Regions from separate parts of the Mus musculus genome. Here all the other regions are linked to region 3. A link is a loop called in an ENCODE intact Hi-C map of the cell type or tissue named here. Cell type or tissue: left cerebral cortex. All regions are shown on one strand.

Region 1 (8,000 bases), 77 kb after region 3:
CATTGAAAAATTGGCAATAGCAATAAATATTAGATGAAGGGCTTTGTGTTTACAGATAAAATCTCCCATGTTGCAGGAGACTGTAGTGTTTGCAAAATTGGAAAAGATTTAATCAAAATAAGGTGATATGCATGCATCAAAATATTAATATTCTGAAGAAAAAAAAATTTTTTTTCACAGAACTACAGAATTCCTCGTTTGGGGAATTATTTAAATTTGCAGCAGGTTTTTTTTTTTTTTTCCTTTTTAAAGATTTGCATTTTTTTTCTTTTAAAATCAAGCTAGCAGTTTTGCGTGTACAAACATAATTGCTAATATACAAGAGTCAGTGAAAGAGTCCCGAGAGCGCTGGATCCCCATCCTTGTCCAGGGTGAAGTCACTTGGGACGCCTGTCCTTGGATGCATTTGTGATATCTTTGTGTTCTGTGAGGCGGGTGCCTTATAATTCTTTATTGTAGTTTCTTCTGTTAGAATTTACAGTGTTATTATTTACAGCAAAACTATTGATTTTTTTCATTATTATTATTATTATTTTTCTTTAAAAAAAAAAAGAAAGAAAGAAAGAAAGAAAGAAAGGAACAGTGTTTATACCCTGACAGTTAGTTTGGGTCCGAGAAAAATAAGGCGAGCTGTTGTGAATTTAGTAATTTTAGTGTGTCTTCTTGATTTGATCATTCCGTCCTCTGCTGCCCCTCCTCCTGGGTGGCACAGGTGTTGTTTTGTCTGTCTTCTTTGAAAATGACACTAAATTACTTGAGACCGGGTCTGAAGAACATGGCTTCCTGTGTCGTACACTGCACTTGCTCAGTGTGCATTTCAGTGCCGGGAATGAATGTGAGTTTCCATGCTTTGTAGATCGGCTCATGCTAAATGAAAGAAAAAATGTGATTTTCGTTTTCCTTCTGCGTTTACAAAAAAAAAATCGTGTCACTGACGTGTGGTGGAAGCAGCTGACCCACACTCCACTCTTGGTGACTATTTTTCTTCCTGCTGATCTCTGGTGAGTTTCTCAATACTGGCAGTATGACCAAGTGGTCCTGCAGAGAGGGAAACAAATGGGAGGCGGTAAGTTTAGTTTTCATTGTCTGCTTTGTATTTTATTTTATCTTTGTGGTTTTTTTGGATACGGGGTCTCATGTAGCCTAGGTTGGCCTTGAACTTGCTGTGTAACCTAGGATGACCTTGAACTCCGGATCATCCCGCCTCTGCCACAGTAACTAGGGTTTGTGGTGCTGGGGTCTAAAACCTGGGATCCCTGCACTCTAGCAAATATTTCACCAACCGAGACACAGCTTTGGCCTTTCTATATATAAAAGGAGAGCTTGCCGAGGACATCTTTGCTGTTCACCGTCCAGGGTTCAGAGACTGAGGACCCTCGGCTTGTTAATAGGGTGTTCTTGGTAAGTACCTCAGGGGACCAGGCCCTAGGGGATCCAAGAAAGCGCCCAGAAATCAGTGCTATTGGCTAGGTGATTCTGAGAGTTATCACACAATCTTCCTGAGCTTGTGGCTTTCAAGGATGAGTTGGGAGTATCCTGAAACTGGGATAATACAGGGCTCCTCAGCTACTCAAGAGCTGTTTGTCGCTCCTTGGCCTGCACCCCAAGAAGACAAGTTTTGTCCCTTGCTCTCCCTGCTTCGTAGAAGAGTCTCGCCTTCTCCTTCAAGTCCGGAAGCTGATTTCCACCTCGAGGCAGGAATGATTATAAGAACAAACAAAACAAAACAAAACACCAAACCTTTTCAGTCACAGGCAAATCTTTTCTGAAGCTCACAGAGAACCTTTAGAATCTTGCTTACCCAGGGGCAGGGACTGAAGCATCCTAGTGACCTTCAGGTTGTTTATTCAGACACGTTTTTTCCTGGATGGAGCACCCAGGTCACCCCATCCTGGGTAAACTCCCTGGAACTGCTCGCTCGTCCCCTGGTCTCCTGTTATGGGTCTGACTGTGTGTTTTTTTTTTTTTTTTTTTTTAAGGGACTGACCTCCCCGCCCCAGGTCACCAGTGACTGGAGCCAAGAACACCAAAGTACCCACTCCTCTGAGATTTCAACACTTGTGCTCCTCCAAGGACAGAAAGTGACTCACTTTCAGTAGATCCAATTACAGAGGGTGGGCAAACCCTGTCGATCAGGATTTTCACACCTTGGTTGCTGTCATTAAATCCAAATCTTCCAGGCACCAGGCTGCTTAGGTGGCTCAATCATGGTTGCCCTCTTCACTCTGGGCAAACTCGCAGCAGTTTTATCTAAACTTGCCCTTGAGTCTCCCAGTTTCCTTGGGATGTGAAATTTTAACCCACCTCTTCTATGACAAGTTTAATAAGGTCTAGTAAGTTTCTACAAACATGAGACAGGATGGGTGAACTCTCACCCATTTCTTTATATTTTCTAATAACCAAGCTAACGTCCCAAGTTAAATTTGTATTAAAAAACAAAACAAAGCCTGTCTCTTCTCAGTGTAAGCCAATATTGTCTTTCTAGACAGAGTGGATGGCTTTTACAGCTTTTTGTTTTATATATGTGTGTGTGTGTGTGTATGTGTGTATATATATATGTGTGTATATATATGTATATATATATATAAAGATTTATTTATTATTCTATGTAAGTACACTGTAGCTGTCTTCAGACACTCCAGACAAGAGCATCAGATCTCATGATCATATGGTTTTGAGCCACCATGTGGTTGCTGGGATTTGAACTTAGGACTTTCAGAAGGGCAGTCAGCGCTCTTATTCGCTGAGCCATCTCTCTAGCCCCGTTTTTACAGCTTCTTAATATTGGGTTAATTATATCCTGCCCTCTGTATGTTGCTATTTTTAAAAAGCAGTAGTCATCCTTCAAATCTTTCTTGTTCTTAGGTGGCCAGAATGTAGGTCCCAACCCCATGGGTTTAGCAATGCTAGTGTGGCAAAACATTTCCTACCGAGAACAGCATCGCACAGAGAGGACGAGGACCTTGGCTAAGCAACTTGCTAGAAAACCACCTGAGGTGAGAGCGCCCTCTGATGGACGGGATGTTGTGGACAGGCTCCACGATGACATTTCAGAAATGGAATCTGGAGCTCTGTGAGCACAGCTAACAGAAAGAACTTAAGAAACTTTAGAAGGATGCCGGGCAGTGGTGGCGCATACCTTTAATCCCAGCACTCCGGAGGCAGAGGCAGGCGGATTTCTGAGTTTGAGGCCAGCCTGGTCTACAGAGTGAGTTCCAGGGCAGCCAGGGCTACACAGAGAAACCCTGTCTCGAAAAACCAAAAAAAAAAAAAAAAAAAAAAAACAGAAACCTTGGAAGGAGGGGTGTGCCTGTGGGCTAGGCGTAGCCTTCTGAATGTAAAAAATGGGAGTGTAGAAAGAATATCACAGATACTCTGATACTGATTCATTGTCACTTTAAGAAACATGTTAAATGATACTTACAAAACACGGCTCCAGATCTAGCAAAGGCTCAGGTGCTGACCTGAGAGCCAATTTAGAGTCCCATGGAAGTACTCAGGTTTGTTTGTTTGCTTTTTGTTTTGTTCTGAGCCCAGTACACACTGGAGGATTTATCTCTCACATCTACTGGAGTCACATTCTCTCCTGGTTCTCAAACTTTATGGCTGTACAATATGACTTAATGAGCCCCAGTGTCCAGTCCACGCCACGCCCACAGGGGCCAGTGATGAAAACCAGCAACCACTCCCACGCCAACTCTCTAGTTAGTTCTAGCGTTCGATCAAGCCACAGTGCCAACGATGGGTCCTGGGAGCATGCTTCCCAAAGCTTAATGTGTACACAGACATCTGGAGGGGTTTTATAGATCAAGAGTAAATCTAGACATTCGTTTCTAAGACTTTGATGCTGCCAGTGTTTACCTCTAGCCCTACTCTGAAAATAAAGACTGCATACCTCATCAGGTATACACATGTGGTGGTTTAAATGTTTAACCCAGGGAGTGGTACTATTGGGAGGTGTGGTCTTGTTAGAAAAAGTGTGTCACTGTGCGAGTGGGCTCTGAGACCCCACTCTTAACCACATGGGAGCCAGACTTGTCTTGTTTGCCTTTGGAACAAGAGGTAGAACTCTCAGCTCCTCCTGCACAATGCCTGCCTGGGTTCTGCCATGCTCCCACTTTGATGATAATGGACTGAATCTCTGAACCTGCAAGCCAGTCCCGTCCCAATTAAATGTTGTCCTTATAAGAGTTGCCTTGGTACCAGGAGAGCCAGGGCTATACAGAGAAACCCTGTCTCGAAAAACCAAAAAAAAAAAAAAAAAAAAAAAAGAGTTGCCTTGGTCATGGTGTCTGTTCACAGCAGTAAAACCCTAACTAAGATGACACAGGATAGCAAATTATCTTTTGCTGCTCCTGAATCTGTATCTACGTAGACTTCCTTCTCTAATCAACATGTATGGAATTCCTCAAGTTCCTTTTAAATTCTGGCTCCTTGAAAGTGCAGACCCTAGACTCTAAAGAGGCAGAACCTCCTTTGTACATCACCTCTCCCCTGAGGGACTTCATGGGGTCTTGCTGTTCACACAGGAAATGCCCTGTTCTTCCCTTCACACCCCTCCCATGTCTCTTCCCCTGCTGGGTTAGTTGGACTACAGACTGTAAGTTATCACAATTTATTCCCTTAATATATAGAGACATTTCATAAGTTCTGTAACTCTAGAGAACTCTGACTAATACAGCATGTCTGTGCATGCATATATATATATATATATGCACACCACAATGTATGTATGGAGGGGACAACTTGTGGCAGTTGGTTGTGTCCTTCTACCATGTGGGTCCCAGGGATTGAACTCGGGTGTCTTAGTTACTTTTAAATTGCTGTGCTGAGACTCCACGACCAATGCAATTTATAGAAGAAAGAGTCCATTGGAGGTTTACAGTTTCAGGGGGTGAGCCCCAAACTATCAAACCAGGGAACACAGGAATAGGTAAGCTCTCAAGCAGGCAGAGAACTTATATTTCAACCCACAACCATGAGGCAGAGAAAGGGAGAGGGGGAGAGGGGGAGAGGGAGGGAGAGGGGGAGACTGAAGAGAGAGAGAGAGAGAGAGAGAGAGAGAGAGAGAGAGAGAAAGAGAGTGCTAACTTAGAATGGTGAGGGCTTTTTAAACCTCAAAGCTCACACCCCCACTGACATACTTCCTCCAATAAGGCCACACCTCCTAGTCCTTCCCAAACAGTTCAATCAACTGTGGAGCCAAGTATTCAAATATGGGCCTACAGGGCCATTCTCATTCAAACCACTACATTAGGCTTGGTGGCAAGCACAGTCACCTGTGGAGCCATCTTCCTGGCCCTATTTCTTTTTAAAAAGCAGTAATTTTCATTACAAAATGAAACTATAATCAAAAATTAAGGTTTACTTTTCCTTTAATTTTAGTTTTCGGTTTTTCTTTTCTTGTCTTTTTTTCTCTCTCCTTCCTTATTCCCTCCCTCCCTCCCTTCCACCCTCCCTCCTTCCTTCCTTCTTTCCTTTCTCTCTTTTTGGAGACTGAGTCTCATTCTTGCCTTGAATTCTGGATCTTCTTGCCTCCGTCTCCAAAGTGCTATGATTAGAGACGTGCACCAGTGCACACTTGGCTGAAAACTTAATGGCCTAATACCCATCTCACAACAGTTTTCCTCTTCAGCTAGTACCAATAAATGAGGCCTTTTCAACTTTGCTCTTTCCCAGCAAGGGGGTTAAGTGACATACTGGAAGCAGATGAATGCATATTTTAAAATGCATTTGCTTCATTTTTCTTTATTAAGCGTTTATTATATATCTGGCACTGCTGTGAAGTGAATTACCTCAATCCTAATAACAGGGTAGTATTAAGTCCCTACTACACAGAGAATTAAAATGGCAAGAGCCAAAATACCTGGCTTCAATTCTGTCTCCATCCTGTATCCGGAAAACAGATGGCAAGTTATCTGTATCTCAGATACATTCTGGGAAAATGTCCCAGAGAGGCCCCAAGTGGGATGAACTACCTCAGGCTCTGAAGGGGAGAGGAATGGTCACTACCTCCTCTGGCTTTGTCTGGGTCTCTTTGGGCTTCATTTCTTGGTAAAGAAAAGGAGTAGAAACCTGGTCTGCTGACTGCCTCAGTTTACCATGAGACCCATTGATAGTGACTGTAGCAAACCACCCTCGCCTGAAGCAGGGATGGATGGCTAAGCTGAGATCTCCCCCTGCTGCCACTGCTGTGCCTGAGCTTGGCCAGCTGCTACACTTGTTTCCTTCTTGCTTCTTCTAATACTTTTATAATAGAGCCTCCCAATTGAGGGTTCCTACAGGCTTAGCAACTACTGTTATTAAGCAATTTATGTGGAAAAACTGAGTGAGTTCTGAAACAAGTTGGAGGCATGTTACTACTATCTTTCTACAGAGGGTTATTGTTGTTCAACCAGGGGTCGTTCCAAGCTCCTTCACTGTTCCCTCTGAGGAAGTGGCAACATGCAAGCTGGATAACTTGGCCAAACCCATAGAGCTGGTAAGCTACCTGGCACCCCTATCGATTCACCTCTATGTCCCCAATGGCCACACGGAGATCTCCAGGCCCAGAAAGACTGCCACTGGGAATGATGGATAGGTAACTGAGTCCTCTAAACCTTGCAATAGTCCAGCCTCAGCGGCTAAAGAGCTAGAATTACCCGCATGCATTTCCCAGTTTGTGGGGGACAGGTATGTGAAGAGATGCATTTGCTGCTGGGGCCTGAACCCAGGCAGAGCCTTGTGCATGCTGGGTAAGTACTCTACCACTCAGCCTGTAACGCTAGTACTTAGCGGTTAGGCTACTTTGAGGTTTAGCGCGTATCCCCAAAGGCCTTGGGCTGTGCGGGTTAGCTCAGTGGTGACGCTTTTACCTAGCACATTAAGTCACCTCCTGTGGGTTTTAGAGAGTGAAGATCAAATCCCCACAGGTGAGTAACTTGGAGTTCATTTTGAAGACCATCTATCTATATATAGCCTAATGGAATTGTTTACATTTTTTAAAGATTTATTTATTTTTATTTATATGAGTACACTGCCTCTGTCCTTAGACACACCAGAAAAGGGCATCGGATCCCATTACAGATAGCTGTGAGCCACCATGTGGTTGCTGGGAATTGAACTCAGGACCTTTGGCAGAGTAGTCAGTGCTCTTAACTGCTGAGCCATCTTTCCAGCCCCCTAAAGGAATTGTTAAACATTGACTATTTTTAGCTATTTACTGTCTGAATAACCTTGAAAACATTTTATTGTAATTAACTAAATGAGAATCTAATATGACCGTGCGTTTGACTATCTGACCATGAACTTACATTACTTAATTCTAAACAGTTTGTAATAGCAGCTATCGAAAGGCCTGGGTCTGAGCCTTGTATTCCCCAATGAGTTGTATAGGCACAACTTCTATCTAAGAGTAGCACAACTAATTTTAAATTTTGTATCAATATACAAAGATTATGGCTATAAGATGCTTTAGGAATAAATGTAATAATCTATCCCTGTTTGTCTAATTTCTTATAATATTACTCTATTCCCATTTTCTCTTTTTAACCCCCTTCCCTTTACCTAAGAAAGAAGGACAGAGGAGAGGAAAGAAAGACAGAAATCCTTGAGTCTGAGCTCTCTATTTAGTTTCCTCCCTGGCCAAAACTATAATTATTTGTGAATTATCCCTTAAAATGACAACATATCTATAATTCATAAAGTGACTGAACCCATCCACCCCAACCTCGGAGACCGAGATGATGGTCTTTCTCTATTTGCTTCCTGTTGACTTGGGGCGACCCGCCAGGTCAGGTCTGCAGTGAGTCTGAGGAGGAGCATTCGGGAGGGAGTCAGTTAGGACTTATTTCCTAGTTCTGCTGCTTTTATGAGACTGTGGGTAATTTTCTTAACCTTTTAGGACCCGCTGCTTAAGTTAGCCGGGGACACTAAGGGTGCCAATCCAAGAGAATTAGCCACAAAGAAAGACTCTGGAGTCCACATGGTAAATTCTGTTTCCAGGGCATCTGTGGTGAACA
Region 2 (8,000 bases), 85 kb before region 3:
GTTGTAAGTATGTGTGTGCATGCAAACTTTGTAACCTAATCCAATATAGGATACAAAAGCCCCACACAGGCCAAGGTTCTCTGAAAGGAGCCAAGAGTTAAGGGCAGTCAACCCTCTGCCCACTGTCATGTTTGGCAGGTTTCCTGTAGGAAGCCAGCCTCATTCCCATGGTGCCTTGCAGCAGCACCTATCAGTCAGTGAAGTTCTTCCTGCACGTGCACGAGGAGGACGTGAGCTTTAGCCCATCAACCATTGACCGTGCCAGGAACGATCCCTGGGACTTGCTAGTCAGCAAGCCTAGCTGGATTGGCAAATTGCAGGCCAACGGGAGACACTGTTTCAAAACACAAGTTGGATGGCTCACTCCTGAGGAATGCTTGAGGCAGTCTTCTAGCTTCCAAGTACATGTGTACCCGCCCACACATGTACACCTCTACACACACACACACACACACACACACACACACACACACACACACACACACAGAGCCATGCACACACATCACAGGCCCAGGGTAGAGTCCAACGACCCATACTTGAAATACTCAGAAGTGAAGGCTGCACTGGTCTGGGCAACACTTACAGTGCATGAACCCAGCGCCTTACGTCTTGGCCTCCTAGCATCTAACTGAAAAAACCGCAAGGACAGGTAGGCTCTGGCCATGCTTCCGTGTGCAAGTGCACCCTCCACCGTGACCACAGGTTCGGGTGCTTGAATCTCAGTCTCCAGCAGATGGTGCTGTTTGGGAAAGCTGTGGAACCCTTAAGGGGTAGGGTGGGTCTCAGAAGTGATAGAGGTTTCACAGTTGGGCCTCACTTTAATGTGAGCAGCTGCCTTAGGTCCCCCGCTCCTGTCACCCGTACAAGACAAGCTGTAGGCCACTCTCTGCCCTTCCCTTAGATTGCTTCCGGTCAGGAGTTTGGTCACAGTATTAACTAATACAGCGCTATAAAAGTGGCTGAAGTGAAAACTAATAGAAAAAGGCTTGGTTGGAAAGGGACCAGAGTCATCTTCTTTTAAGGACCTGCAGGTGGCAAGTGGCCAAGCCGTACTGACCATTTATTGTTGCCTCGAATTGTACGGAAGCTTTGCTGTCCGTTTCCATAAAGATATACCGAGTAAGTACCTCCTTAGAGGACTTTCCTGTGGCCTCTCAGCAAATGCTGAGGACTTATCTCCCGACTTGATTACGTCAGTGGCGCTTTATGTGTGATACATTTCTCATTCCCAATTGATTTTTTTTTGACTTGAGTTTATAAAGCGGGGCTCTGATAGTCTCTAATACCAAGGTGGTGATTTAACGTGCTGTTTATTGATTAGCTGAGATTGGAGAGCTTGTCTTTAAATAACAGTCCAGGAGCAGGGTCCCTGCCTACTTGTGAGGAAAGTGAGGTTAAGGCTGGGGGTAGTGGGGGTGGAAGGGTTGTCTACTGACCTGCACAAGGTCTGGCTTTGAACCCCACCACCAAGCAAAAGCAAAACGAAAAATCGCACACACATCTCACTCCTGAAAACCCAAGATGCATTTGTAAGAAAACGATGCCTTAGCTTTAAAGAGGGTTCAAGAGATGGCTTTTGGGGCTGGAGAGAGGCTCAGCAGAGCATTCATTGCTCATGTAGGACTGAGACCCAGCGCTCACACAGGGGTGTATAGTCTAGTTCCAGGGGACCTAAGTACCTCTTTCTGTCCTCTGAACGAATCAGGTATACATGTGACACACAGACATACATACGTGCATGCAAAGTATTCATTCACACACATTAAAAATATAAAATAATAATTAAAAAAAAGAAGTTCCTTTCATGAAACAAAAAACTCCAGCCTATTAACTAGGCTAATTTAAAAAAAAAAAAATTTTTTTTTTAGATCATGTTAGCTACCAAGACTCTTCAGACTCTCTATTGCTGCCCCTCCCCAACTTCTGCTGCTCTAGGCCAGCAATTCTCAACGGTGAACATCAAACCCTATGACCCTAACTCTAACCCCAGGCCTGACCCTAAAGCCAATCAATCCGGGAACGGTGCTCAGCAGCAGATTCTGAGCCACGGGAGAAATTATTCAATCTCACTGTGTTACAGAGCCCACCATTAGTAAACATAACCGCTGTAGCATCCTCAGAAGATGACTGCAAGCCTACATGAGTTATTAGTGGTTTTTTTCTTAACCCCCTTCCTCAGGCCCTATTGACTATAATCTTCTATAATCTTGGTGGTCTTATTAATTTTTATTCTTCCTTAAATCTTAAATTACCATGCACCTCACCCTTTAGCCCAGGAATATGAAAATACACACACACATACACACACACATGTGTGTATACACACACACACACACACACACACACAGAGTGAACTTCCTTGGACTTGGAAATCTGCGTACAGTACACATTCAGAGCGGCTTACGGACAGGGACATCTATTTCAGAAATGTGTCCATCAGGAATTTCAATGTGACGTAACAGTGTCCCCAAACTGCTAGGGAACAACACCATTAGGCAATACTGTGACAGAAACATCACAATGCAGAAAATTAGATGGCTTTTATCGGTCACACTGAGCTTTGGTACCCAAGGCTCCTGACTCTGTCAGATCTTTAGCATTCTGAAACCCCACCCCAGACTGCAGTATTTCTTCTGATCACTTGAAAAAGACATTCCTGTAGAAATTTTGTTACCTTTAAACAGATTACATAAGGTATTAAATTCCACCCAGCATGAGGTGGCATTCGGACCCTCCTTACTCCTGACTCAAGCCTTCCTCTTGCACCAGCAAGTCAGACAGTAAAATGAAACCTCTATCGCCCTAGCACTGTCCTGGGGAATATGGAGGAGCAGCTATGAGAAGTTTTTGAGATGAGACTGAGGCCACTGGAGACTAGAGAAATGAGTTCAGATCTGGGAATATCCTTTTGGCAAGAGCAAGGAACAATGGCTTGGGTAGGAATCCAGTGTCTGTCCTTGGTCTCCTTTGCCTTAGAGAGCTCACAGTTCCAACAGAAGAGCTGTCACCACGTGGGAGACTCTTTACTGTTGGCTCTGAGTGTCTCCTCAGAGGACGCGGCAGGCTTCAGCGGTGGCTCAATGGTTAGAGCCCTGGCTACTCTGTTCTCGGAAGACCTGATGCTAATCCCAGTACTCAGAGCATGGCAGCACAACATCCTAACTCCAGTCTCAGGGGACCCACTGCTCCCTGCTGAACCGAGAACCTGCACTCAAATGGCTCGAAGACACAAAGAAACCACCTATCCACACAACAACAACAACAGCAGCAGCAAGAACAATAGATGTCACGGTAGTGCTGGCTAGATTCCAAACTAATAAAGCCAAGTCATTTCTACCACACTGTCCTAATTGTACTGCTTCTAGAACATCATGTCCCCTTCATGAACCTTAAGGGAAATCCTTGTCTTAATTAAGTATGGCCTCAGACAAAAGGAACCACAGTCCTAAGAAAGCCTTTGCAAGGCCACCCCTACAGTGACACTTGCCAACCTGGCACCCCGCTTGTCCCTCAAGTCTATCTGCAGCTTGTTTATCCACAGGCACAGAAACAAAAGCCTCCAGACATGAGCCTTCTCTCCCCCCAACCCCCCACTCCTGCCTCACGCCTCCTCCCTACTTCCTCTTCCCCCTCAGGGTGGACCACATACCCGCCCCCCTACACGGGAGCCCCAAGCCCTGCTGGTGCCCAGCCTGGGACACTCAGGAGTATTTGGGGTCAGATGAAGGCAAGCATGCTGGGAAAGGCAAGGCCCGTGCTAACAAAGCCAGCAGTGGGAGACGCTAGCTGTCTTGCTTGCATAAGCAACCTACCAGGCCAGCGAGGCTTGGCTCACAAACCACTGCAAGGATCAGGAGGCAGCTTGTGCTGGGGGTGGGGGGGTGAGGGGGAGTGGGAGACACTGGTTTTTGGATAAAGACGCTCAACTTGGCCTCCTCTTCGCCCAAAGACCCAGAGCTAGTAACCCGTGACTGGCTGCGCTTCTATTTTCACAAGGGAAGAAAACGATGCCCAGATTACTACCGACAGCAAAAGTGAGATTAAGGCAGTTGGAATGAAGTGAAGGAACCCATAAAAGACACATGGGAAGACATCCTGCAATCAACCCAGGAACCCTGCCCATCCCCTAAGACTAGTCACACACACAGTCTTCTAGAAAGAGGTTTTGAAGTCAAATTGAAGGTCGTCCATCACCACCACCATCATCATCATCATCTGTACCTAAGGCTCAGTGAACACTGAGGAAGACGGGGCAGACAGATAATATGAAATCCTCAAAGATAAAAGTTAAAAAGTAAAGAAAAACACTAAATAATAAATAATTAAGAAAGTAAATCAAGGGACTTTGTTGTTTAAGGTCTCCAACCAATAAATACTCAGTACTAATGGTGACTTAGATTTAAAAATCACAAAATAGAAGGGAATACAACCACAAGAGCTAGCTAAAAACCATCGGTGAGCATCTAGCTAAATCTGTGTGAGGGCCTGGGTCCAATTCCCAGTGCCACACAGGCACACATTCAGTCATATACACACATACAACCCTCCCAGCCCCCCAAACAGCCCTAACACATACACACAGCCCCTGCCACAGCCCTAGCCATACACACAGCCCCCCAAACAGCCTCAGCCCCCCACAGCCACATGCACAGCCCCTTTGCAACCCCCCTACAGCCCCCCATATACATATACACACAGCTACATATACACAACCACCACACACACACACAGCCACAGTCACACACATACACATGCGCACTAAACAGCTGGAAAACAGCCACACCGAGGTAGCCCGCAGACACACTCACCGGGTGATATAGGTCTGCTTGAGCTGGGAGAAGGCGTGTAAGGGATTGGGCTGGACACAGTGCGAGGTCTCAATCCTTGTGCAGACATCTCATTAAAATACCTGAAAGGAGAGAGGAGGAAGTGGTTCAAACACCCATGTTCACGTGGGCCTCAGCAGAAGAAACCCTAGGAGTGAAGCTCTCAAGGCACAACCTAAGGTCAAAATCCTGGGAGCTGGAGAGGCTGTACCCAGGGGACATCTCTAGTACAGAGGACTCCGGAGTCACACTGCTCTAGTCTCACAAGTGTCATCATCCCCAGAGACTTGTCGTAGCCACGCAACACATAAATATCACAAGGGACCTGTCCTGGAGTCCTGCCAGTGACCTCACAAGCACACAGATATATCTATTTGAATTGTTACTTGAAACTCAAAATCAACAGGCTCACTGATACTTAACACACTGAAGGACAAATATGCCCCTAGGCCGAGTGCCAAGGTTTTCACAAGGCAGGCTCTGCTTAACAGGTTAGAATTTAACAGAAGACACCAGTGCTGGGCACCCTGGGCGGGTCATGCCCAGCCACTCTGTGCTGAGTCTAGCTCACATTGGGCCCAAAGATGCTGACGTGTGATTACGGGGACCGTCGGCTTTCACTTTGCAAACCAAGCATACAGTGCTGATGCAGGGGGATTTCTGTTTGACAGACTTCCTGACAAACCATCCTCCCTGGTCTTAAGGCTAACCAGGCATGGACTTGGACCTCAGAGCACCATTAGCCCTGGTGTTTATTCACACGAGGGACTGACCCAGCCCCTTCCAAGCAGGTTAATGAAGCTTGAATGACACACAGCTCAACTAGACGCCTGTCTCTGTCTCCTTCCCTTCTTTAGGACAGTCCACCATAAGAACACCAGGTGGGGCGTTTCCTTATATTATACAAACAGGAAGGTGGTTTAAGATCACCCCTTACAGTCTTAAGTGTCTGGTATTTTCTTTCCCCTAGATCTATCTCAATGGCTCAATTCTGGGGTGCAGAGTGCTACTTAACCAGGTACTTAGCAACTCCATGGTACCTTGAATAACTTACAAAAATAAGTAAAAGCAGGGCTGGGGATGTAGCTCAGTTGGGGAGAGTTTTTGCAGCAGCATGCATGAAGCCCTGGGTTGTGCCTCTAGCACTCTGGTGGCACACGCCTCTAATCCCAGCAATCTGGGGCAGAAGCAGGAGGATCAAAACGCAAGGTTAGCTCAGGACTACAGGACACACCACCCCCCCAAAACCCACAAACACAACAACAAACCCAACAGAAATAAAGCAAACTTGCGCCGTGAACGTCAGCTCTGGAGGAAGTGGCCCATCTATCTGGAAGCCACATCTTCTAAGAGCGGCCCCTCTGAAGCCCAGCCCTAGGTGCTCTGTACTCCAGCTCCCCCGAGTCTTAAAGTAGTTAGTAAAATATCTAGTGAACTGCTTTGTGTTTGGGCTGACGTGTTCAGTCAAACCGTTTTACTGAGAATGGGAAACTGTCAAGAACAGACTTAGAAGCAGGGATTACAATTTCAAAATACAGTAAAACCTTTTCAAGTGAGGAAGCAGAGAGATTTTAAAGAGGGAAGCTTGTCATTCTTCTGTAACTTCTAGAGTCCCGTTTATAACTTGCCATTATTTTAAAAATCCGGTTTTCTTGAAAGCATCCACAGAAGTGGTGGGGAGCTTTGCAGTCCTCTGGATCTATGTCTCTGGATCTATTATTTCTCTGGATCTATGTCTCTGGATCTATTATTTCTCTGGATCTATGTCTCTGGATCTATTATTTCTCTAGATCTATGTCTCTGGATCTATTATTTCTCTAGATCTATGTCTCTGGATCTATTATTTCTCTGGAACTATGTCTCTGGATCTATTATTTCTCTAGATCTATGTCTCTGGATCTATTATTTCTCTAGATCTATGTCTCTGGATCTATTATTTCTCTGGAACTATGTCTCTGGATCTATTATTTCTCTAGATCTATGTCTCTGGATCTATTATTTCTCTGGATCTATGTCTCTGGATCTATTATTTCTCTGGTGGACAGAGGCAGAGGGCTGTGTGGCTAGTCACACTTTATCCTCACAGACCAGACCCCATGCGGTGGTTTGAATATGCTTGGTCCAGGGAGAGGTGCTATTAGGTGTGGCCTTTTTGAAGGAAGTGTGTCACTGTGAGGGTGTGCTCTGAGACCCTCCTCCCAGCTTCCTGGAAGCCAGTCTTCTCCTAAATGCCTCAGGAACAGGAGGTAGAAATCTTAAGCTCCTGTAGCCCCTGGATGTTACCATGGTCTCACCTTGATGATAATGGACTGAACCTCTGAACCTGTTACCCAGCCCCAATTAAATGTTGTCCTATGTTAAGAGTTGCCTTGGTCGTGGTGTTCATTGCAGTAAAACCCTAAGACACCCAGCTGGTGACCTAGGTCTCACACAGTGGGTGCCCACACAGTGGGTGCCCAGACATCTTAAGAGGCTCTAACTCCCTTTCAGTGAAATATGGCCACACCTGGTCAGAAATGGTCTGTGTCAGAAGAAGGCTAATTCCTTAGCTGGTGCTCAAAAAGCTCTTTGTTGTATTTGGATTTGTTAGTTATCTTAACGACTTCCTCAATACCAAGTGCTGAGGAGGAGACAAGAGGGCCGGATCTGACAGAGGTACCCATGCAGAGAGCAGCTGCTCTAGTTACCAGCAGGACGCTCATTCCAGCATAGGAGACAGAGAAGTGCAAGCTAAAGACACAGAAAACCCATTTAGTAAAAACAATGCGCAAAGTTTCCCAGAGTCGGAGGAAGAAAATGGCCGCGTGGATAGAAAGAGGCAAGATAGAAGAACCCTAAACGTCTTACAGTGAAGACCCCGAAAACACAGAGCAGCGGAATAACACTGAGGCTAGGGTGAAGGGTGATCTATGCAGGACAACAAGCAAGGGAACAAACAGGGACCTGTGAAGTGCCAAGGGTTGAGAAAAAAAGGATACATGTCAAATCCAAAAATCAATAGATAGAAATATTAAGATCAGGACAAAGTTCTAATGAGATGGAAATAATCATCAATAGTAATAACCCATAGTATTATTATTAATAATAATAAGCAATAGCGAAGCTGGCTCTTTGAAAAGTTAACTTTGACGTAGCCTTAGCCCAACTAACCTTGAGACAGAGACCAACCAAATT
Region 3 (8,000 bases):
GCTCTAACTCCTCCCCCATATGATGGACAGGCCAAGAGAAGAGGCCTGTTACAAAGTCACACACTCTCTCCCCACAGGCAATGGCTTCCTCTTACTCTAGAGATTCTGAGGAAACAGACCAAAGGATCCACACTTTTTAAATTGGGATTCGCAGTAGGAATGAACCGGCTCTACCAGAGCAGACCGGAGAGCTCACTGGAGCTCACTGGAGCCTTGTACATCACTTTGGGACCAGTACAGGCCTGTGAGAAAGATCAGAATCCAGGAAGAGCAGGACCACATTCTGTGAGGGAGAGCACCCCCAAATGTCATTTATCACTGGCAATTTCTTACAAGAGTAAACACTCAATTACCACATAACCCAGCAACTCTAATCCTGGGTATTTACCCAAATGAGCTGAAATCTTTTGTCTAGACAAATGGATGTGAATGCTTAAGGCAGATTTATTCACAACCGCTGGAACTTGCAAACAACTAAGATGCCCTTCAGTAGATAAATGGTCACAACCAAGCCCTAAAAAGAAACAAGCCACAAAAAAATAAATACTGTAGAGGGTCATTGGATAAGGTACCTGTTGTGTAAGCTTGAAGACCGGGTTCTCAGAACCCAAGGAAAATCCATCAAAACCTCGGTGGGCCTAGCATCCACTTGTAATCTCAGCCCTCGGAAGGTGGAAACAGAGAAACCCCTGAGCAAACTGGCCTGGCCAGCTGGCTAGACTAACCTAATCTGCAGGCTGTGGGGTCACGTGAGAGAGACCCTATCTCAATAAAGAAGAGACAAATCAAAGAACACAATCCCAGGCTTCCATAGATACGTATGCATGCCTGGTGTGAGCGTGTGCATGGGCGGGCACACATGCATACACACGCAAAAGAAAGAGGATGGGGAATCCTTCCATTCATTCTATCGAGTGTGTGACAGGGCAAACCTTTCCACACCCACAGGACATCCCCACTACAGTGAGGGAGGGCTCAGCAATGTCCAGGTCTTATGGGAGAGATGGCTCAGTAGTTAAGAGCACTGGCTGCTCTTCCAGAGGTCCTGAGTTCAATTCCCAGCAACCACATGGTGGCTCACAACCCTCTGTAATGGGATCCAATGCCCTCTTCTGGTGTGTCTCAAGAGAGTAACCATGTACTCACATATGTAAAACAAATAAATCTTTATTAAAAAAGGGGGGGGGCAGTGGTGGCACACGCCTTTAATCCCAGCACTTGGGAGGCAGAGGCAGGCGGATTTCTGAGTTCAAGGCCAGCTTGGTCTACAGAGTGAGTTCCAGGACAGGCAGGGCTACACAGAGAAACCCTGTCTTGAAAAACAAAAACAAAAACAAAACAACAACAAAAAAGAATATCCAACTCCAACAGTGAGCCCTAACGTAAACCACAGACTATGGGTACACGTGGGACCCTCAATTCTTAACAACTGCCCCACTCTGTTGCTCCGGAGGCTGGTGGTGGAGGGAGTTGTGCCTACAGAGGGTATAGGAAGCAGGTGGCAGAAACTATGCCGGTCTTTACCGTAAACCTCAACCGACTGGGGAAAATAGCCTACTCTTCAAGGGGGTCTCCACTACCCCACCCCATCAAGGTACAACTGAAAGTCAACAGGCCGTCCTTGTCGTATCTAAGTACAGCCTTCATCACCTTTACTGTACATCGTCAGGAAAATGATTGTCACAATTAGAAGCGCAAGAGCATAGAAAGCAAGAAATGGCTTGCCGTTACTCCCCTTCGTGTCAAATTAACTAAAACTCTGGAAACCTGCAGAGGCCTGCATGAGCTACCTAACCCTTGTCAGAGTCTTCCCAGTCAGGTGTGTCAGGCAGCGCACGGCTGGACGCTGGAGTGGACTCTCCTGGCTTAAGCCAATTCAGAGGGGGGACCCTGCCCCCAAATCTACATCTCAGGTGAACAGCTACATCTCAGGTGAACAGCCTCCTCAATCTCTTTCCTGCCCCTGACAATTAGCCCCTTAAACCCCTGCCAAGAGTGAGGTACTCAGGTGGGCCATGTGCTCTTTTATCTCCTTGAATACATTAGGGGAGAGAGAGAGAGAGAGAGAGAGAGAGAGAGAGAGAGAGAGAGGGAGAGGGAGAGGGAGAGGGAGACGGAGAGAGGGAGAGAGGGAGAGAGGGAGAGAGAAAGAAAGAAAACGAACTTTGAGGCCTGCCCCACACTTGCAAGTGGTCAGCTTGAATGACTTAACAACTTTACTGGCTAGGACTACAGAACAACTTCCTAGCACCATGGCTCTGACTGTAAGTTAGTGGTCGGTCACTGAGAGTGAGAGCCAAAGAACCAAAGCTTCCCCCACCTCATCCACTGTTAAGTACTCAGGAGGTGTCTGGCTTTGCTTGCCACTGACGAACATGCTTGTCCCTGCAAGGCCAGTTTGTCCCTGCAAGGCCAGTGTGTCTGTGTACAAGTAACAGACCTGCTTATGGGTCAGCAGGTCAAACAGATAACCTTTCATTGTGTTTCCTGTCTCCACACAAACAGCAGCCTGACCTGCTGCTCGGGCAAACAAGAGGCCAGAGAGGTGGTACCCCCTCCTCCTGTAAGTTCTGCTCCCTTCCGTGGTTCCAGCTCTGCAAGCGACCAACGCTGTCCTTTACGGCACATTTTAAATAGCGTTCCTGTGCATCAGATTTTAAATAAACAACAACCTCCAACTGTCCTGTCCCTCTGTTCTTCAACAGCAACTCTGCAGAGTCCTTTCTTAGCCCAGAAAAGGCTTACATGGTTACCTCCACAAACGGCTTTCCTTTACTATCAAAAGGCCAATCCAGTAACTTGCTGCCTGGAGATGTACTCGCATAGAACGGGACTGGTTAAGAGCAAGTAAGATGCTTTTCTGCAAGACCAACTGCTATTTAGGTTGCAAATCACACTGCCTCTCTAGTGGAGACTGAGACCGGCTAGCTACACAAACCAAGGCAGCCATATAGAAGCCACAGGGCACACACACACACACATATCACTTTTTCTTGGCACAAGGGCAGCTTAAATTTGTCCCGTTCTCGTCTCCAGGATATGATCCCTGACCCACCACCAAATCTCTTTTTCTCCACTGGAAGGGTTTCATCTAATCAGCTGTGTGCAAGCGGCTCTGGCAATTTATCCTCCTTGATTCCTTGACATTTTCTTTCCGTGCTGCTGGCTGGGAAACTGTTTTGATCTGAATAGGGTTGTCTGTGGGGGATTCTGCATGTTAATGATGTAGAGTTGGCAAGGATGGGAGGTGAGAGCACAACGCGTACTTTTTCTAGTTACGTTTCGCCTCATCACCGCTACGGGGGCCTTTCCACTCGGCTACACCAGGAGGCTGATCTCAGACTAATCTTACCCTCTTCCAGGGGAGCCTCGAGGGGCCAGGTAGAAACAGAACAGATGGCCTGTGTTCCCGTCAAGTACCTAGACTCACAGGCAAGTACTCCTAAGACTCTCGAACCAATGAAGGAGACGCACGTACATCCTTGCTCAGCCAGGCAGTCCCAGCGGCCACCCTCCATCCTGGTTTCAAGCTCCAACCCTGTCCCAGCCAGCGCCAGACGTTACACTCCCCACTACTCTGTACCCGCCCACCCTCCGGGCCCAAAAGGACAGTGATTCCGAACGGGGTGCTGGTGTAGCCTCAGTGCCCGCCCTTCCCTTTCCATCCTGGCCAGAAAACTCCACTTCCCGGATTCCGGGCCACTCTCTCCCTCCCCCAGCGCCGGCGATCCAGCAAAGCGCCGTCCTCCTGCCAACTGGGGACCCAGCCCAGTGGCACACCCCGTCTCCCCAACTAACCCCTGGACAGACCCCAGCTTCGTCCACTCACGGGGGCTCCGGAGAGGGTGTCCCTCTATTCGGAGCCTTCAGGCACCCTAGGGTTGAGAAAGTCCCACCCCGCCCCCCCCCCAGCCACGCCGCCAGCCTCTAGCCCTGGCTCGGAGGGACCTCCACCCTAGGCGACGAGGGGACGTTGGGGAGTCTCCCTAGGCACCTCCAACACCTCAAGGGAGGGAGGGCGCTCGTGGCCCCAAGGCCCGCTCTCTGTGCCCGCAGGCCCGCAACCCCGCACGGGGGCGCGCACTCGGGGGTCCCCCCTGGTCCGCGGGGTGCACTCACGATGGTCACGCTGGCTTTGCGCAGGTCGCGGTTCTCCTCCTGCAGCGCCTTGCACTTGAGTTTGTAGGTCTCCAGCTCTATCTTGAGCACCTTGTTCTCCTGCTGCAGCGAGGCCAGGCGGTTGGTGAGCTCCTCCAGGCGGAACGGCGAGATGACAATGCCCCCCGACTTCCCGCCGCCGCCCCCGCCGCTGCCGCCCGAGGTCGCCGAGCAGGACGACTGCATGGCTGCCGGGCCGCCGCCCGCCGCGTCCGTGTCGCTCTCGCTCGCGCTGTCCGCCATGGCTGGGCGAGTGGGCGCGGGGAGCCGGGCGCCGAGGGCCGGGCGCGCGGCGAGTGGGCGCGCGGCGAGTGGGCGCGGGGCCGGGCGCGCGGCGGCGGCGGGGGAGCTGGGGAGCGGGGGAGCTCAGAGCGCGGCGCGGGCGGGCGGCAGGGCGCAGACGCGCGGCGGCGGCGGCGGAGAAAGAGAGGGCGCTTCCCGCGGCCGCGCGAGCTGCTCCGCCAGGGAACAGAGACCCCGCCCGGACTCGGGCAGTACTGCAGCGCCGGGACTCTGGCGCGCTCCGCGGGGCCGTCCCCGCAAAGCCCCAGCCCCAGCGCTCTCCTAGCAGCTGCACACAGACGCTCGAGCCCCCGCCGCCTCCCCGCGCACGTGCTCCCGCCCCGGAGGGTCCCCTGCGTCCCCGGGCCCCAGCCCCCCAACACACACACATACACCGCCGCGCCGCGCCGCCTCTTCCGGAGAAAGGCGGACCCCACGCAGCGCCAGCCCCGCAGGTGCCGGGACACGTGGGAGGGGCAGCCGGGCTCCTTGGGCCACCCCACCCTCCCACCCCCGCTCAGCTGGAGCCTGGCACCTTGGATCGGCGCCGGCGCGCGTGGATCTCCCCCAGGGTGCCCCGTGCAGACCGCGCTTGGGGCTGGGAACAGAAAGTTGCACTGCAGTGGGTCGAAAAAGAAGAGTATCTGTGTGTCTGTCTGTGTGTCTGTGTATCTATTTCTCTCCCTCTCTGTGTGTCTGTCTGTGTTGTGGCATGTCGGCAGCCACAGGTTAGCCTAGCTTGCCACAAGGCCCCGGTGCGTCCAGTTGTTTGAACCAGGCGCCACCCACCTTTTTCTCTTTACCTCCTGCAAAGACTCTGCACCGGTCACGGGGATAGGATTAAGAAACCAAGATTTGTCTAGTTAAAGAAACGGGAGCTTTATTTAATTTTTTTTTTTTTTTAATCTCAGAAGGGTTGAAACAAACTTCAAGTACCAATTTTCCAAAGTAACTGCAGGCACAATGCTAAACAAATAACCACGATTAAGTGAGGGGAACTGTATAACCATTATTATCCGCTGCTCTCCAACTCCTACAAAACTCCAGGAGCTAAAAAATAAAACCGTAATTACTACTGTAGAGAGCCCAGCTTCAAAGAATCAGAAATTCAAATACTGTTAGGCCCCTCCCTCTTAGGAGAGCTTGCTTGTAGGAAACAGGCCTAGCAGGTGAGAAGGGTCTAAACACTTCACCTCCTGATACAAAACAGCTTTCGTTTCTGGGGGAAAAAATGGAAAGTGAAACTAACCAGGCGGGCTTTATTATCCAAGTTTAGTCGACGGAAGAACAAACTCATGGAAACAAAATGCAAAATAAAGGGGTGCGGGATGAAAAGTGTTTTCTGGCTGTCAACTGTTTTATAGTTTTATAAAGCGCTTAGCCATGACTACATGGCTTTCCTGGCTCATAACCTTGTCTTTAAACCAAATTGGATCCAGTGGTTAGACATGTTTCGTCCCCACTGCTAAATAGGAACTGGTCTCACCTCGGAATAACTCTTAACCTGCCAGGGGTGAAACCTTGACCTCAGGTTTACCAAGATGGCTGCCTCTAGTCAACAACCCAGACATGCTAACTTCGGTGAGCCCTCCCACCCCCCAAGACGTCTCCTAGGTAGGCTTGAGTTTAGAGCTAGGAACACAGTCGGTGAAGCAAAATGTAACAATAAAAGTTAAAAATCCAGGGGAGTGCAGGAGAGCCTTTGGCTTTGCTCTCCAGCAGCAGAGCACCAGTGTAAATAATCCTCTGCTGAGGGAGCCACTTTGTCACTGAAGTTTACTTGGCTCCTTGACTTTTGCCATGTTGGGTCTGGGACAGGAGACACTCGGCTCCTTCGGTTACAGGACGCTTCTGGAAAAGCAGCTCGCGGGGTGAGATGGATGGGGTAAGGGGAGCACTGCCCGGGACTGGGGTTTAACTGCATTCTTTCCGCTTTATTCAGGGCAGTCTGGGGTGGGCGTGGCTTCCATACTTCACAAGTTTCTATTGTTCTTTTCTCACCCCACCTCCAGATTGCGGGGTTTGGAGGGCTTACAGCCCTTGGAGCATTCTCTCGGGAGTGAGGGGTGGGGACTAGCTCTCTCCGGTTTATCCCTAAAACTTACTGCCTTGGGAAGCCGACCTGCAGGCTTCCAGTCGGCAGAGGGGTGGAGTTTGAAGTGCCTGGTTTTCTTAAAGGGCCCGTGTCAGGCTAAGCTTGAGAACATCTTGGTCTTCCTTAGGGGAACTACAGTTTTGGCATGGTATCTGTAGTTAATCATCGGCTTGAGAAGATATTAGGAGAAAATTCTCATCTTCTCAAGCTTCCCTGCTGATACAGATGAGAATAAATTGGAGGATTCTTCTCCCCCATCCTGGTTTTTATTGTTACTGCAGAACAGAAGCTTACCTAATTTTCTACTTCTTGTAGAACTGATTCCCCTCATAAACAGACGATTTGTCACGACGCTGGTTCTGTAATAGCATTACAATGGAAACACCAGATACAAAACAGATCGGATCATTGTAAAAAACTCCTCAGCGTTCCAGGGGAAATGAATCAGAAGGTAGGTGGAAGGCTGAGTCCCCTGCAGGAAGAAGGGGCAAGGGAAGATGAGCGCCTCCCGTTGCAGAAATAATGAAATCACCATCACCCTGAGCTTAAGTCACCAGGTTTATGGATAAAGGAAAGGGTGCCTTGCAGTTGAGGCTCGAGGGGACATCTAAATCTTTGTTTCTCAAATACAAACATGTTGTATTTTTATGTGCTGGGTACCCTTTAAACCTAATGTTCTCAGTGCAAACATAAAAATAGTGGTGTAAATCCTAGTATATTTTTGTTGCTTAATTGTAATGATTGTGTATGTATGTCTCTCTTTCTATATATATGTGTGTGTGTATGTATGTATATATGTATGTATACACACACACAACATACACAAATACACATATGTATGTATATACACACACGGTGATCACCATACACCACTGGAGTCTTAAACAGGCTTGAGGTGAACCAGATGTAGGCTGGCCAGAGGTGGAAAGTATCCCATGAAGCAGTGCATTCAAGAAAGATAGTTCACACCATTTAGCCTGTGTCTGGCCCCTGGGTCTGGAAGGGGGATCTGGACATTGTCTACTTCAACCCTTGAGGCTAGAGAGGTTTGGGGTGTTTTTGTTTTTGTTTTGTTTCTGTCAGAGTGAGCTGTAGTGCACCTGCCTCTGTCCTGCCTGCTCCATGCCAACCAAAAACTGTCTCCAAACATTGCCAAGACTGCCTTCCCCCAACCCCACACCCACCACAAAAACAGCTGTTCTACTAGAGATAGAAGAAACCCAAAATGATAGAAGTGTTGCTGTAAAGGACTTCCTGCTAGATTTACTTAGGAGATATTAAGTCACACACGTGGAATTTAGCTTCTGGAGTACTGACTCCAAAATACCCCAGCTCTAAGTAGGGTGCTAACCAGGCTTGTTAGATAAGGAAAATTGAGCATGCTAGGATGTAAACATTTGTTCCCCAAGATTGACCTCCACTTAGTCTCCACTCCTATAACCGCAGGAGATAACCCTGGCTTACT

Evidence for each region. Peaks named below come from ENCODE experiments on the same cell type or tissue, not always from the same donor. Only the 100,000 strongest peaks of a DNase experiment are listed, where the experiment ranks them.
Region 1: a loop joins it to region 3, with 2.5 times the contacts of the local background. A loop is called at or near these places in 10 of 42 quality-filtered maps.
Region 2: a loop joins it to region 3, with 7 times the contacts of the local background. A loop is called at or near these places in 8 of 42 quality-filtered maps.

The regions. Positions count from the first base shown.
Region 1 is chr10:70,016,870-70,024,869 of GRCm38, reverse strand. It overlaps Ank3 (ankyrin 3, epithelial), which reads right to left. Exons shown (of 43, transcript NM_146005.3): 43 at 1-1,038. Among named protein-coding and RNA genes, the nearest start is that of Ccdc6, 76 kb to the left of the region's middle. In left cerebral cortex, a CTCF peak has its summit at 3,015 (motif pointing left); a DNase peak (open chromatin) is centred at 3,011.
Region 2 is chr10:70,179,069-70,187,068 of GRCm38, reverse strand. It overlaps Ccdc6 (coiled-coil domain containing 6), which reads right to left. Exons shown (of 9, transcript NM_001111121.1): 7 at 4,809-4,909. Among named protein-coding and RNA genes, the nearest start is that of Mrln, 22 kb to the left of the region's middle. In left cerebral cortex, a CTCF peak has its summit at 731 (motif pointing right); DNase peaks (open chromatin) are centred at 718 and 3,696; H3K27ac peaks cover 350 bases.
Region 3 is chr10:70,093,701-70,101,700 of GRCm38, reverse strand. It overlaps Ccdc6 (coiled-coil domain containing 6), which reads right to left and starts at 4,580. Exons shown (of 9, transcript NM_001111121.1): 1 at 4,120-4,580. The coding sequence starts at 4,401. It overlaps Gm51771 (a long non-coding RNA gene), which reads left to right. Exons shown (of 3, transcript XR_003948903.1): 3 at 6,851-8,000. In left cerebral cortex, CTCF peaks have their summits at 3,292 and 4,672; DNase peaks (open chromatin) are centred at 4,233, 4,674, 4,844, 6,496 and 2 more places; H3K4me3 peaks cover 4,649 bases; H3K27ac peaks cover 3,192 bases.